Linked DNA regions of Homo sapiens: region 2 is linked to region 1. The links are chromatin loops, found by intact Hi-C in ENCODE. Cell type or tissue: endothelial cell of umbilical vein. All regions are shown on one strand.

Region 1 (8,000 bases):
CAGATATTAATATAGCTACCCCTGCCTTTATTTTTTAAATTACTGTTTGCATGATATATTCTTTTCCATCCTTTTACTTTCAACATACCTCTTATTGATTTTGAAGTGAGTTTCTTGTAAGCAGCATATAGTTGGGTTTTTTTTTAATGCATTTTTTCTTTTGATTGGCTTATTTAGGCTATTTACACTTAAAGTAATTATTGATGTTAGCCTTTAAGTTTGACATTTTATTATTTGCTTTCTGTTTTTTCCTTTGCTTCTTGGTCCTCTGTTTCTCTCTTCTTTCTGTCCTGTGGTTTACTTGAACACTTTTTAGGACTCCATCTTTATTTATTTATATTTTGGTTGTATCTCTTTGTATAGTTTTCATAGTGGTTGCCATTAATATTATAATGATATACACATGTGACTTATGGCAGACAATTTATTGGTATCAGCATTTAACTTTCCTACTTTCAAATATCACTGTTTTTAGCATCAGATGATTATATTTTGTTTCAGTCATCAAATATGATTTACAAAACTCATGAAGAAAATGATAATGTAAAGATTAATTTTATGTGTCAACTTGACTGGGTCACTGGATGTTCAGATATTTGGTTACACATTATTCTGCGTATTTCTTCCTGCCTCACTGCCTTCCACCTGTGACATTAGTTTCTTTTCCTGCCTTCAGACTCAAATTGAAACATCAGCTCCTCTTGGGTCTTGAGCCAGCCAGTCCTCAGACTAGAACTATACCATCAATTCTTCTGAATCTCATGTTTTTTGGACTTATGCTGGAATAACACCATTGGCTGTCCTGGGTCTTCAGATTTCCTACAGATCTTGAAAATTGGAGGCCTCCATAATTGTGTGAGCTAATTCCTTTCTCCTACTGGTTCTGCTTCTCTGGAGAACCCTACTACAGGTAGTTTATTATGTACCATATTTCTATTCTTTCCATTGTTCTTTCTTCTTTCCTTCTCAAAGCTCCAAGATTCATTTTCATTTCCTTTCTAGTTGAAAATTTTCCTTTAGCCAATATTTAAGTATAAACCTGCTAATGATAATTTATGCTGCCTAGTACAAACTCCAACTCATGTGATGATAGATATTTAATTTCAGGCAGTATGGAGTGACTTTCCCCAGAGCTGCATCCAGATTTGGGGTGGGTTGAGGAGGGTACTTATGGGCTTACATGGTTCCAGGGCTCAGGTAGCAGTGTTTATGGCCTGGCTGTCACTTCTGCACATGGACATCTGCTGAGGCATGTTTATTTCTGTCTGATATTTAGTCATTAGTTCATGCAGGAACTGTGAGGTATTTCTTTGCTGTGGTACATGTAAAATATTGTCCTGCCACTGTCCCAGTCTAACAGAAAAGACTATGTCCCTGTGGTTCCCAGGTTCAACCAGCAGCTTCTGTACTCCCTAAACCCATAAGAAATTATGAGACAGCCTCAGGTCCATCTGCCCACCCTTGCTAGGGGCCAGGAACACCAGGATCTTACTGCCTTTGTGGACCCTGTGAGACAAAGAAACTCACAACTACTTTTTCCTTTCTGGAAGCCAAGACCCATCTGCGGTTTCTGTTATTTCCACTTACCCCTTGGAACTGGATGGGGAAAGCATTAGGGATCTTTTATATGCAAACTAAGTTACCTCAGCTCTTTTTGCTTCCCCTTTGAGTCTCTCTTTCACCGCCCAGAGTATTCATAAAACATTTGGCTAGGGAGACACTGCTGGGAAAAGGATTTTGCTGCTACTTTTCACAAGTCCCTTGCTCACTTTGGTACATTGATCACACACACACACACACACACACACACACACACACAGCAGACTGGTTTCAGGTACACTCTAAGAATCTTCCTGTTGTTCTAAAGCTCAGATCTAAAAGTTCTGTAAATACCCTGAATACTAAATTTGGCAGAAGAACTTCCAGTGGTTAGGGGTCAGCCACCTTTTATTACTAGAAACAAGTCTCAACCATCACCCTGTGGACCCAATTCCCATCGATGCCAACTCCAACACTACAAAACCGACCCAGAAGAGGGGAAGTCACCTCTTAAATTAACAGTTCTTGGGAAGAACATCTACTACCACATATTTTTCTCTGTGGGCATGAAATGGGCTTCGATTTTCTTCCCTGTGTTTGTTCTCTGGGGCTGTTGTAACAAAGTACTATAAACTAGTGGCTTACACTACAGAAATTTATCATCTTATAGTTCTAGAGGCTAGAAGTATAAAAAATCAATGTGTTACTTGGGTTGGTTCCTTCTGAGGGCTGTGAGGGAAGGATCTATTCTAGGGCTCTCTCCTTGGCTTGTAGATGGCTGTCTTCTCCCTGTATCTCTTCTCACATCATCTTCCCTCTCTGTGCATATCTGTCTCTGTGTCCGAATTTCCGTTTTTTTGTAAGGTTATCAGTCATATTGGATTACAGCCCATCCTAATGACTTCATTTTAACTTAATTACCTCTGTAAAGACCCTAGCTCTAAATAAGGTCATATTCTGAGGTACTGGGGGTTAGAATTCCAATATATTTTTTTGTGTGTGTGTGAAGAAACACAATTCAACCCACAATATTCTCTGAAGCCAAGTGATGGGCAAAAAAGGAAGACTGGCATTTTGTTTCTTATTTAGGCGCTTGCTTTGTCAGTGGGCTTGCCAGCCTCCCCTGTGTTACCTGAGCAGGAAAGAAAAGCCCCCCGCAGTCCACTCCACCTGTACTTGCCTGGGCCCCAGCAGTTCCAGGTTTTCAAGAGGAATGTTCATTCTCAGATGGATTCTGACCTCAATCCCCCAGCATTGAGGCATATGAGAACAGACGACACAATCTTGCCAGGACTAACACAGTGTGGAAGAAAGAGGCACATACAGTCAAGGAATGAAGGCTTCTGCTAACAACTATGAGTAAGCTGGAAGATGCAGCTATCTCACAAGGGACTCTCAATGCCTAAGGGACAATCTGGGGGATCCCTTCATCCACAGGGTCTGTTAAGACGATGTATGTCCCACAGAGACAGCCAAAATAGTAGTCATCAATTAAGAACAGCATTGCCACCTTGCAGAGGCTGTAAGGTAAGGTAAACCTCCGCCTTTCTATCCTTCTATGGTTTCCCACCACTAGGCTGAAGAGCAGGCTGAGGCAGGGGGAGGGTAGAAGCTCATGTGCCCAGCCCTCCACTCTAAGTTCTAGAGTCCATCTAGACAAATCTTAATTTGGCAATAAAATGATGTTTTTATAAATAGAACCGAATCTTCTAAATCAAAGAATCTTTCTGAATACACAAAAGTGAGAAGTTATGAGTTGAGAGAGTGTTAAGAGAGTTGCTACCCAGCAGGAAACACAAATTTGATAGATCAAAAGTGAGGAAAGTGACCAAAAAAAATGAAATGATGTCAGGCTTGAACCTCATTCAGTGGAGGCTCTAAACAGTAGATAGTGTACGCATGCACACATGATAGCACTAGGTATATTCCGCTTTAGTTCCTGCTGTTTCACTTAGCATTATATCCTGGACAATTTCCTCTATCATGAGATATTCTTCAGAAATATAATTTTTAATGACTATGGTATTTATAGACATTTACACCATAACAGATGTAATTCAAACTTTTACTCAGGCTATGTGTGCTCTAACTTAGGTATCAGTTTTGAACCTAACACTAAATATATATATAATATTATTAATAATATAATATTATATATTTTATATATATATTTTGCTTTTTGAGATGGAGTCTCGCTCTATTGCTCAGGCTGGAGCACAGTGGCGTGATCTCAGCTCAATGCAACCTCTACCTCCTGGGTTCAAGTGATTTTCCTGCCTCAGACTCCTGAGTAGCTGGGATTACAGGTGTGTGCCACCACACCTGACTAAATTTTGTAATTTTAGTAGATACAGGGTTTCACCATGTTGCCCAGGAGGGTCTTGAACTCCTGACCTCAAGCGATCTGCCTGCCTTGGCCTCCCAAAGTGCTGGGATTACAGGCGTGAGCCACTGCGCCCGGCCATAACATTAACTATATTTTTAATATATAACTATAGGTAAATGAATACACCTTGGAATAATTATAATAAATAGAAAATGGAAAAATAATTTTTCTACTATTATAAGTGTGTACCTTAAATGCTGTAAGCCCCTTTACTTTCTTTCACAGCATGTTAAATATTGACTTAAGAAAACAATTTAATGAAATTAAATCATCAACTGAGTAAAAAGTAGTTAGATTTGGCTTGAAATATAAAAATAATTTATTTACAACACACCAAGAACCATGTAACAGCACTGAGTGAAATTCCAACAAATGTTTTCTCTGTATCATCTCACTTCAAGCTGGGGCCTCATTACAGAGCAAACCCTTGCTAGAGTAGAATTTGGAGCTCTTCCCCCACATTTGGGAGGAGGCTTATCTTGGCCTCCCACCTCAAACCTTGGGAGGAAGACTGTCTTTTGTAGAAATCTTCACCATGGATAACAATAAATTTCACATTTTTCTTTAATTCTGTCACAGTGAAGATACCCAGTGACCAGCAATGTGGAAGAGGAGGGGCTGCCCAAGGATAAGATAAAGGATTTGAAAGATTGTTTAGAATTCAGGGCAGAGGCAGAAATGCAAAAATTCCTGAGCTTCTGCTTCTATCCAGCCCACAAGGAAAGGGTGAGAGGCAAGTGAAAGCGATGGATGATGGTGCTGGATTTCAGAGGGAAGCCTTGTTGGTTTTGGCAATGCCTGTTCCTATTGTTAGAACACCCAGCACACTGCTGGCAACTCTCTAAAAGAATATGACAAGTTTAACATGCAAGATTAATGCTCCTCTCCTGCATCACAGGATGTTATAAATAAAGCTGTAGCTTTTTATATACTATCAAGTGGTATGCCACCCAATAGAAAGCAGATAAAGGAAACCCAGGAAAGCTAATTTTAAGAGAGGGAAAAAATGACATCACTGATGCATTTTAAACACATTTCAAAATACATTCAGAAGTGTTCACACATTGTGGGGATACAGGAAGTCTCTGGACCCATATACAAATTGTGCATATGTGTGTATGTGTGTGTGCCAGTGTGTATGTCAGTGGGTGTAACAAATATTTCGAGAGGTGACAAACAGCTCATGTATTTTACCTGTAGGAGAAAGAGTACATGTTATCATGGTAGCCCAGTTTTAAGGTAAAAATTAAGTCTTGTTCTAAATCCTTCATTTTCCAGACCAGGACCATCTCTCCCCGCAGCACATGGAACCCGGGACCCTGCCTCCTACCTGTGCTGCTGTTGCTGCTGGGGCTGGCCTGGGCGGGTGGTGGGGGCTGCCCATCACTCAGCTGCTTCACTCGTTTGCGGTGGGATTTGCCGTTGGAATGCACCTGAGCCTGGGCTGCAGAGTTCAGCTGGATGTTGCACACCTCACAGAAGGAGAAAAGAATTTTCTTTTTCTCTTTGCTCAACTGGTCCTCAGGCCTGTCGTTCTTTATCCCCTTTTCTTCAAAGCCCCGTAGAAAATTTGCCATATTCATGATTCCATCTTCAAGATGGTTGTCAGGGCTTAAGGAGTACCTCATGCCTGAAAAACAAAACAAGTACAAGTGCTTCTGAAATGATATATGCCTTATTTTCTAGTATGATTACAATTAATCTTTAAGGGTTTGTTTAAGCTAAAAGTTGCCCAGCTACCCAGTGGTTACTACTAGAAAAAAAATCATCAAAAGTACCTAAGTAAGCAAGTATGGTCTTTGAATGTGAGTTCCTTGTGCCTGGGGGTTTTTGAACAGAAGTTCCTTTCACCTGGAGCACTTTATACCCCATCCTTGCCCCTCTTCCCATCACCTCCCACCCTCTTTACTCTCTTAACTTCCCACCCATGAGATCTCAGCTGGCAAATTACCTTCCTCATGAAACCCTTTCTGACCCTGGACACAAGGCAAGATCTGGTTATATGCTCACATAGTGCTATGTGACACCTATCAGAGTATGCATTTCTTAGGCAATTGTGCAATTACTTGGCTTATGTCTGTCTCCCCATTACAGTATGAGCTCTATGAGGACAGTCACCTCGTCTCTGGATATCCCTTAGGCCTACAACTGCACCTGTTACATAATAGGCATTCAAATTTTATTGAAGAAAGGAATAAATGATGTCATGAATCTGGAATTGTGAAAATATTCATGTGTAGACACAAATATATATACAATCAGCATACACCTGGGCATATACAAACAGATACATGCCTTAACTGCAGGGCAGGTAACAAAGAACAAAATACTGTATGCCTGCAACTTACATTGGGTTGTGTTCTAAAAGTCCCTTTATAAGTCAGCTGACAGGAATTTGGACATATTTTCTTATTCTTGTAGTGAAACAAACTGTTTTTCGGTTTCCAGGTTAGCCCATAAACATCAATTTAATATTTGATGGAGTTGAAATGTAGAACATCTGAAATACAAAATAATATAAAATTTTAGTAAACTGGTAATTGAAAAGGAATGAAATAGAATAAGAAATAATTTTTTATATTTTTAAGTGTTGATGTTTTCTTCGTTTGTTTAGATAAGAGTACAGACGTAGATTATAAACTAAGGGAAGATTCGAAAGGGATTTTCAGTACTTTGAGACCCTTGGTTGATGAAGATTGCCTTGCCATTTTATTTTTTTCAGTGCCATTTTATGTAATTTTTCATTTTAGTTAATACCAGGAATACCAGCATTTTCAAAATTATCAGTGGGATTATAACAATATTTTGGTTTACAATTCGAATAAATAAAAAGACACTTCCCAAAAAGAAAGGGGAGGGGAATTTGGCAAAAATTAAGGGAAAGGGGTATGTGTGGGAAAGAATGGCTGAGGTGGCAGTGCTGTGCCATAAGAGATGAGGGGTTTATATGAAGGAAGGATCATGGCTTGTAAGGGACTTCTTATAGAACAAACTCAGGGGGAATGCAAGGTATTGGCTTTCAACAGTCCTTTTGATCCAAGTTGTCTCAGAGCTCTAAGAAAAGGAAGGAGCTACTAGAGACAAGACCCTATCTGGAGTGTTCACAAGCAGGATGTTTAAAATTCGGAAAAGGTATGACCATAAAACCAGATATTGATTCTAATGTATAGTATGCCAAAAAATCTCCTTGTTTATACCCATACATCCAATTGTGAAGGTTGTCTGAACACTGTTAATTTTGATATGCAAAACCTACTTGTCCCTTTTAATACTTTAACCTGATAATGCCATTTTAAAGAACTCTCATACACAAAATTTTCCAAGTCAATCTATTCCTTTTAGCTCCTGCCTTAAAATCTGCTCAAACTATGCAGAAATCAGGTTTAAGCAGTTCCTGTAGCTAAGCTACAGAAAATAATTCAGCTATAATTGAAATGGGGTTTGAACTGCACATAAATATTTTTGCTTTTATTCTTTAAACCTAAGATATTATGTTATCACAAAGTCACTTTTCTCATACACCTTAAGAAAATATCAGTGCCATATTAGTTATGTTCAAATATCTATATCTTCTCTTAAAATATTAAAACATATCATAAGAATTAGTTGAAATAAGTAAGTGATTTTTAAAATAAGCTCATTACTAACATTTTGCACTATCTAGAAAACTAATCCACTGTGAAACATAAGAAAAGCCAATAACGTTTAACCTTGCAGAACGAGGCCAGGCACCATCGTACTCAATCATTGAAACCTAAGCTTATATTTCAACTCAAGGAAGCAAGATCCTTGACTCAGAGGAGAACTGTTGACACTTTCATCTGAAAATTTAACCTGGAGGTGCCCAGGCTTGTCCATATTGCAGATTAACACACGGTATTTCATAGACACAAGACACACATTATAATGTTCCTATGACTTTTTTGTTTGCATTACCTTATTAAAAATAAAGCCATGTTACCTGTGCTTTTATGATTGCCATTTATCCTGGAAATTATTCTACTTTTGATTTATTTAAATATACATATTTTAAGTAGGAAGAAAGATATCTTCCATAAAAAATAAATGGCTCTTC
Region 2 (8,000 bases), 310 kb after region 1:
TAGGAATTGTAGAAGAAAACCTAGGAAACACCATTCTGGACGTTGGCCTTGGGAAATAATTTATGACCAAGTTCTCAAGCAATTGCAACAAAAACAAAAATTGACAAGTGGGATCTAATTAGATGAAAGAGCTACTGTACAGCAAAAGAAGCTATTAGGAGAACCTACAGAATAGGAAAAAATATTCGCAAACTATGCATCTGACAGAGGTCTAATATCCAGAATCTATAAGAAATGTAAACAACTCAAACAAATCAAACAATCCCATTAAAGACAGGCAAAAGACTGAACTTCTTAAAGGAAGACATACAAGCAGCCAATGCCCATGTGAAAAAATATTCTACATTACTAATCAGAGAAACGCAAATCAAAGCCACAATGAGATATCATGTCACACCAGTCAGAATGGCTATTAAAAAGTCAAAAAATAACAGATGCTGGCGAGGCTGAGAAGAAAAGGAAATGCTTATACATTGTCTATGGGAATGTAAATTAGTTTAGCCACTGTGGAAAGCAATATGGAGAAGTTCTCGAACTTAAAACAGAAATACCATTTGACCCAGCAATCCCATTACTGGGATCTAAAGGAAAATCATTCAACCAAATCTCAATCTCAATCTCTCTCCTTTATTTACAACAGCAAAGACATGGAATCTACTTAGATGTCCATCAGTGGTGGATTGGATAAAGAAAAAATGTGGTATATGTACACCATGGAATACTACACAGTCACAAAAAAGAAATCATGTCCTTTGCAAAAATATGGATACAGTTGGAGGTCATTATCCTAAGTGAATTAATGCAGGAACGGAAAACCATGTAACACATGCTCTCACTTATAAGTTGAGAGGTAAACATTGGGTACTCATGGACATAAAGATGAATAATAGACACTGGGGACTACTAGATTGGGAAATGAAGGGGAGAAGGATTGAAAAGCTATTTGATACTATCTAGTCTCAGTACCTGGATAATGGGATCAATCATATCCCAAACCTCAGCATCACACAATATACCCAAATAACAAGTCTGCACATATACCCAAATCTAAAATAAAAGCTAAAATCATAAAAAAATTCAAAGGCCTCTTAAAATGGTTGTAAGATTACCTAATACTAATTTTAATGAAAATGTCAGCAATTGTAGTCAGAATTTTTTTTTTTTTTTTTTTTTTTGCGACAGAGTCTTGCTCTCTCACCCAGGTTGGAGTGCAACAGCACCATCTCCGCTCACTGCAACCTCTGCCTCCCGGGTTCAAGCTATTCTCCTGCCTCAGCCTCCCCAGTAGCTGGGATTAAAGGCTCCTGCCGCCATGCCCGGCTAATTTTTGTATTTTTAGTAGAGACGGAGTTTCACTGTGTTCTCCAGGCTGTCTCAAACTCCTGAGCTCAGGCAATCCACCCGCCTCGGCCTCCCAAAGTGCTAGGATTACAGGCGTGGGCCACCACGCCCAGCTGTAGTCAGAATGCCTTTAAAGCACATGCAATTTCTGTCATGTTATGAAGCTTCTCAAAGTCATCTCATTACTTAAGTCACAGTGGAGGGATTGGAGCCAGCTGAAGCCAGAGTTGTGAAGTTCTGCTTAGAACTTCTATATTTGGTTCTCCATTTACTTTCTTGATGGCAGTACACCCACACTCTTTATAGGCATATAATGCTCATATATAGCCCTCTATATAAAAATCTGTTTGCAGATAAGAGACAGCCATACTTTTATTTAAACAAACTGGTGATTCATTGTATGCCTTTGACAGATATTATAAAACAAGTTTTCTTTGCTGCTATTGGTGATCATAGAAGGCAGATATCTAAACATATAAGACCTTACACTTTGCATCAATCTGATAGCTGCTTTCATAATATTGTAATGAATTGATGAACCAAAGAAAGACCTTGTGCATTATCTAGTTCAGTTCCTTTATGGGGGTGAAAGTGGTGGGCAGTTGGTGAGTGGGGGTGTAGAGGACCCTAAGACCCCAGAACAATGCACTTTTCCCAGCCTCAGAGGTGTAGTGGCAGTGAAGGATTGGAATCCAGGCTACCTAAAAATACTAGTCCAGAATTCAGCCTTGTGATAAGTAGCGTAACATGTATTTAAATGTACAGGCTCTGGAGGTAGACCTTCTAGATTTAATTTTGGTTCCATCCAGCCCTTGCCATTTATTTAACCTGTGCCTCAGTACGAGCGTCTATCTCACAGTCTTGGTGAGAATACATGAGCTAAATGAAGCTTAAGATAGCCTGGCATAGTGAGAACTCTATAGATGTTAATGACACCATGTTGCCTTAAGAAGGCTGGTCTGCTTTGCTATTTGACCTATATTTAGAATCATTTAAGCTGTTGGTAGTTCCATCTCATGCTATAGTGTTATGTATTCTACTTTTTCAGGCCATTAGAGAGGTTATTCTCATTGGCTTATGACTCGACCCATGAATAAAATGCCATTAGGGCTGCCATAAAAAGTATTGGGCTATATATCTTTGGTAGTTGTGTGTAGTAAACTGAGGTTCCTATAATCCAGTGCTTTAAGCATGGAGTAGGGAATTCTTTGCAAGGATTCCTGCTGCCTGTTTCTGGGGAAACAACCATTTTGTCTACTTGATATTTCCCAAATGGACTCTATTAGCATGTTGAGGTAACACTTTATTCTTTTTTTACACTTAATTGCTACTGCTGTTGAAGCAGCAACATGCTCCCTAACCTCCTTCTAGCATGAAGACAGCTTTATGCTGGGGCCAGAACTACGTATTTGTTTTTTCTGTTCTGGTTGGTAACATTCCATCTCTAGTGCTGGGTTAACCCATGAACATTTGATTTTAGGAATTATTCGTGTTTCCAGAAATGTAAGACTGACTTTTTTCAATAGCTCTGAGTTATAGTTGAACATGGAGGCTAAATTATTTTGATCTTGACATCATTAAAAGGTGTTCCTCACTACCTCAGTGAATTACATTAGTCTGTGACAGTGAATTTTTTTAGAGAAATACCATCCCCTTGTGGTATAATGTGGTACACCATTGGATGAGGATAATTTAAGAAATAAAACGTTTGTAAATTCTCAATTCTCTGTAAGTATAGCAAATCCCTCTTAATAAGAACATTAAATAATGTATACTGTGTGCAGTACTTTTTTCACATTTCTGTTATTAACAAGTAATAACAGAAAAAAGACGAGTGTCCATTCCCCAGCATCCTCCTAAAAGCTAAATCTTTATAATATTTAATATTTATAATTTAATACTTAATATTTAACTTTTGCCAACTGGTGAAAATTTTTATGTCAGTTTTATGTTTTCCTGATTAGTTGTGAAGTTGAGAATCTTAACATCTATTTACCATTTATTTTCTCCTCTGAAAATTGCTTGTTCACTGCTTTTGTTTTATCTATTGAGTTTGTTCTTGTCTTTTTCTTGTTGGTCTATAAGAGTAGTTCTTATATTTAGGGTTTTAACTTTGGTATTTTATGTATTGTAAATCGTTCTTTTCTTTGTTTACTTGTTTTAATGTTTGTGAGATCCTTTTTTGGACAAAAGTTAAATATTTTTTATATTCAAATATGTTAATCTTTCTCCTTACAAAAGCTGTGTTTTCATATTCCCTAGGAAGCTCTTCCCCATTCCATGTTTATAAAATTTTCATCCAATGTGTTTTATGGTTTATGGTTTCTTTTGCTTTTCTTCCCAAATGAATGGCTAATGGTCTAAATAATGTTTATTCAGTAGCTTACCTTTTCCACACTGATTTGAAAATGTTACTAGTATCTCAAGATCTAAATTACCCTATAATAGTTTTTAGATATGCTTTTTATATCTTGTGGGCAAGTTTGTATTCTTTGTTCCTTTTAAAGTATTTTGGCCACCCAAGTACTTCTTCTTTCTATATAAATTTTAGATTCAGATTATTTGGTTTTAAAACATCCTGTTAAAATCTTATTCATACTGTCTCAATTGTTAATTTGGCAAGAGTACATATTTAAACCATTGAGTCTTCTTATCTAGAAATTTGGTATATATCTTTCCATTTATGTTCTTGGTACAATTGAATATCTACTGTAAAAACATTGGTTGTCTACCCCATGCTAAAAAATAAATTTCAGATGTAATAGAGAGGTAAATATAAGAGTCGTATGACCTGTCTTCACACCTTTTATTAGAATCTTTCTTAGATAACTTATTTTTATTCTATTATCTATTATCTATTCTAAAATAGTGGCACCTATTTTGTTATTTTATAATTGACCATTGCTAATATGTTAGAGATCTATTGATCTTTAACATTTTAATCTTTATTGGTTCCCTACAGAACTTTCTTCTTAGTTTTTATTATTTCTTGGCTGATTGTCTAAAATTAATTCTTCCATAAATAATGGTATTTACCTCTTTGCAATGTTTTTTTTTCTCTTGCCTCATTACACTGGGGACTTCTAATATAGTTTGTAAAGCAGTGTTGCTAGAAATGTTCCTGATAGTTATTAAATTTCAAGAGGTGGGTGGATCACCTGAGGTCAGGAGTTTGAGACCAGCCTGGCCAACGTGGTGAAACCCTGTCTCTACTAAAAATACAAAAAATTAGCCGGGCGAGGTGGCGGGTGTCTGTAATCCTAGCTACCCGGGAGGCTGAGGCAGGAGAATCACTCGAATCTGGGGGTCGGAGGTTGCAGTGAGCCAAAATCACATCACTGTACTCCAGCCTGGGTGACAGAGCAAGACTCCATCTCAAAACTAAAAAATACTCCATCTTGTTTAGGGCTTTTAATTTATATTTTACCAAATTTTATACTATTTTTTTGAGTCAGTGTCTTGCTTTTTTGCCCAGGCTGCTAGAGTACAGTGGCACAATCACAGCTCACTGAGGCCTTGATCTCTTGGGCTCAAGTGATCTTCCTGCCTCAGCCTCCTAAGTAGCTGGAACAACACACACACACCATCATGGGTTCTTAAATTTTTTTTTTTTTTTTTAAGAAATGGGGTCTTGCTTTGTTGCCCAGGCTGGTTTCAAACTCTTGGCCTCAAGCAAACCTCCTGCTTCAGCCTGCCTAAGTGCTGGCATTACGGATGTGAGTGTATTTTACTAAGAAAATTTTTAACAAATTTTATTAAGCTTTTTCTTGACATATATGATTCCATTTTTTTGATGCTTTAGTATGATATAATTAATTACATTAATAGTTTGGCTACCTTGAACCACCCTAGCGTTTCTCGGATAAAACCCAAATGGTCAAGATAGATTTTTAAAAATCTGCACTTTGGATTTGATTTACCAATAATTTGATTATCAATTTTGTACCTATGTCCTTAAGTTAGCCGCCTTGTTTTGAGCTATCTTTGGGCTTCACCATAAGGATTGTGAAATACCTTAAAGAATGCTTTAAAAAGGTTTCTATTTTATACTCAGAAAAAGTAAGTTTATCTACATAGAAATTGTTTCTTGAAAATTCTTAAAACTATCGGAGCTTTTTTCCTTCATTTGAACATTTTGCAGTTTTTCTGATTATTGACATATTCAGAATTTTTTCATTGGATTGGCATAATTTTGACAACACATGTTCGTACAGAATTTTTTTCAAGTTAAAATGATCAAATTTAACTGGTGGTACATCATATTTTACTACTATTACAAATATATTATGTCTGCAGTTTTATTTTCTTTTGTATTCTTAATATTATGTAGTAATGTTTTTATTCTTTTTATTTTGATCCCACAGGTAAGGATTATTTTATCCAGCTTTTTAAAATGTGGCTTTTGGCTATATTGATGTCATTATGTCTATTTCTACTTTTATTAATTTCTTTACTTTTTTAGAACTTGTTTTGTTATTAATTAGCTTTTTAAGAATTTTATTTTTCATTTTGATTTGTAACAAGTACAACTGAAGCTATCGTCCACAGATTATTGCTTTGACTTACATCCCACAAGTTTTGATATGCAATGCTCTCATTTTGCATTTTTCTTTCCTTCCTCTCTCTCCCTCTCCCCTCCTTTTTCCCTTTCTTCCTTTCATCCATCTTTCTATCCTCTTTCCCTTCATTCCTTTCCCTTTCCTTCCTCCCCTCTTCCCTTCTTTTCTTCCTTATATTTTTAGAGTGAAGGAGGCTTATTAGGGAGTGTCCTTGGGATCAACACGTGCAGAAGGGAAGGAAGGGAAGCAGAAAAGGGTAGAGGGAGAAGTTAAGCTGCAACACAGGGCCCTAGCTGTACCCCCGGGGAGCAAAAATGGTCTGCTAGAGTTGTCCCAAGTTTGGACAAAATGACTGGGCTATTATATTCCTGCCTTGATCAATCATCAGGTGTGGGCTGTTCTTTGACCTTGAGCAAAGTTCTTTGCTTAACCTGAGGCGCTCTGTGAAGGGGCTGGTAGATTAAAGCTGTTCGCTGACAGCTATCCAGTAACCAGTGCTTCCTTGAAAGAGACTGAGAGTGCATCACCATGTCTACCACAGTTTAAAACATGCTTAGCATTTGTTTTGCTTACCATTTCTTCCGATGAGACTCCTTCTTGAAGTGCGTCAATTAGAATTTCCTTCAGTAAAGGTACATTTAATCAAATATGTTTTATATCACCCTCATTCTTAAAAGGTAGTTTGGCTGGGTACAAAAGTCTGGCTAGGTTTTTTGTGTTTTCTCTTCTCACTTTGAAGATACGATTTCATTATCTTCTTACTTACACTGCTACTATTTAGAAATTCTGGTCTCTGTCATTTCTTTTTAGCTAACCTATTTTTTTCTGGTTGCTTTTTCGTCTTTGGTATTTTACTGTTTCACTCTAATGTGTAAAAAAAAAAAAAATTAACATTTCCTCTTACCTGATCACATTTGTCCCTCCTGCATCTGTATTTTCCTCATTAAAACAATTTCCAGGCATATGTACACCTTTTCATTTTATTACCTATGTCTTTCTATTTCTTTGCTGTCTCTATGGCTCTTTCTCTCTGTGTGTTTATCTCTTAGTAACTTTAAATTTATGTATTTGTTTTTAAACTTTAGATTCAGGAGTACATGTGAAGGTTTGTTACATATGTAGACTTGTTACTGGGGTTTGTTGTACAGATTATTTCATCACCCAGGCATTAAGCCCATTACATACCCAATAGTTATCTTTCAGCTCTTCTCCCTCCTCCCACCCTCAACCCTCCAGCAGACCCCTGTGTCTGTTGCTTCCTTCTTTGAGTTAATAATTCTCATCATTTAGCTCCCACTTACAAGTGAAAGCATGCAGTATTTTTTTCTGTTCGTGTTAGTTTGCTAAAGATAATGGCCTCCAGCTCCATCCATCTTCCCCCAAAAGACATGATCTTACTTTTTATGGCTGCATAGTATTCCATGATTTATATATACCACATTTTCTTTTTCCAATCTGTTATTGATGGGCATTTAGGTTGATTCAACATCTTTGCTATTGTGAGTAGTGCTGTAATGAACATTTACATGCATATGTCTTTATGGTAGAATGATTTATATTCCTCTGGGTATAAACCCAGTAATGGGATGGCTGGGTTGAATGGTAGTTCTGCTTTTAGCTTTTTGAGGAATTGCCATACTGCTTTCCAAGATGGCTGAACTAATTTACACTCCCATCGATAGCATATAAGTGTTCCCTTTTCTCTGCAATCTTGCCAGCATCTGTTTTTTTGCTTTTTAGTAATAGCTATTTTGACTGGTGTGAAATGGTGTCTTATTGTGGTTTTGATTTGCAATTCTCTAATAATCACTGATATTAAGCTTTTGTTCATATGCTTGTCAGCCACACGTATGTCTTCTTTTGAAAGGTGTCTGTTCGTGTCTTTTGCCCATTTTTTTAATGGTCTTGTTTTTTTCTCTTGTGAATTTCAGTTTCTTAAAAGATGTTGGATATTATTTTGTCAGATGCATAGTTTACAAATATTTTCTCCCATTCTTATAGGCTGTCTGTTTACTCTGAGTTTCTTTTGCTGTGCAGAAACTCTTAAGTTTAATTAGATCTCATTTGTCAATTTTTGCTTTTGTCATGATTGCTTTTGGT

What was found. Hi-C counts contacts between places; a loop is a spot of excess contacts. Peaks named below come from ENCODE experiments on the same cell type or tissue, not always from the same donor. Only the 100,000 strongest peaks of a DNase experiment are listed, where the experiment ranks them.
Region 2: a loop joins it to region 1, with 2.7 times the contacts of the local background. A loop is called at or near these places in 2 of 110 quality-filtered maps.

Annotation. Positions count from the first base shown.
Region 1 is chr2:179,764,248-179,772,247 of GRCh38, forward strand. ZNF385B (zinc finger protein 385B) reads right to left here. Exons shown (of 10, transcript NM_152520.6): 2 at 6,274-6,425; 3 at 5,256-5,555. The coding sequence starts at 5,553. Among named protein-coding and RNA genes, the nearest start is that of MIR1258, 93 kb to the right of the region's middle. In endothelial cell of umbilical vein, no CTCF peak of the experiment used is centred here; a DNase peak (open chromatin) is centred at 4,774.
Region 2 is chr2:180,074,513-180,082,512 of GRCh38, forward strand. No RefSeq gene overlaps it. Among named protein-coding and RNA genes, the nearest start is that of EPCART, 47 kb to the right of the region's middle. In endothelial cell of umbilical vein, a CTCF peak has its summit at 3,002; no DNase peak of the experiment used is centred here.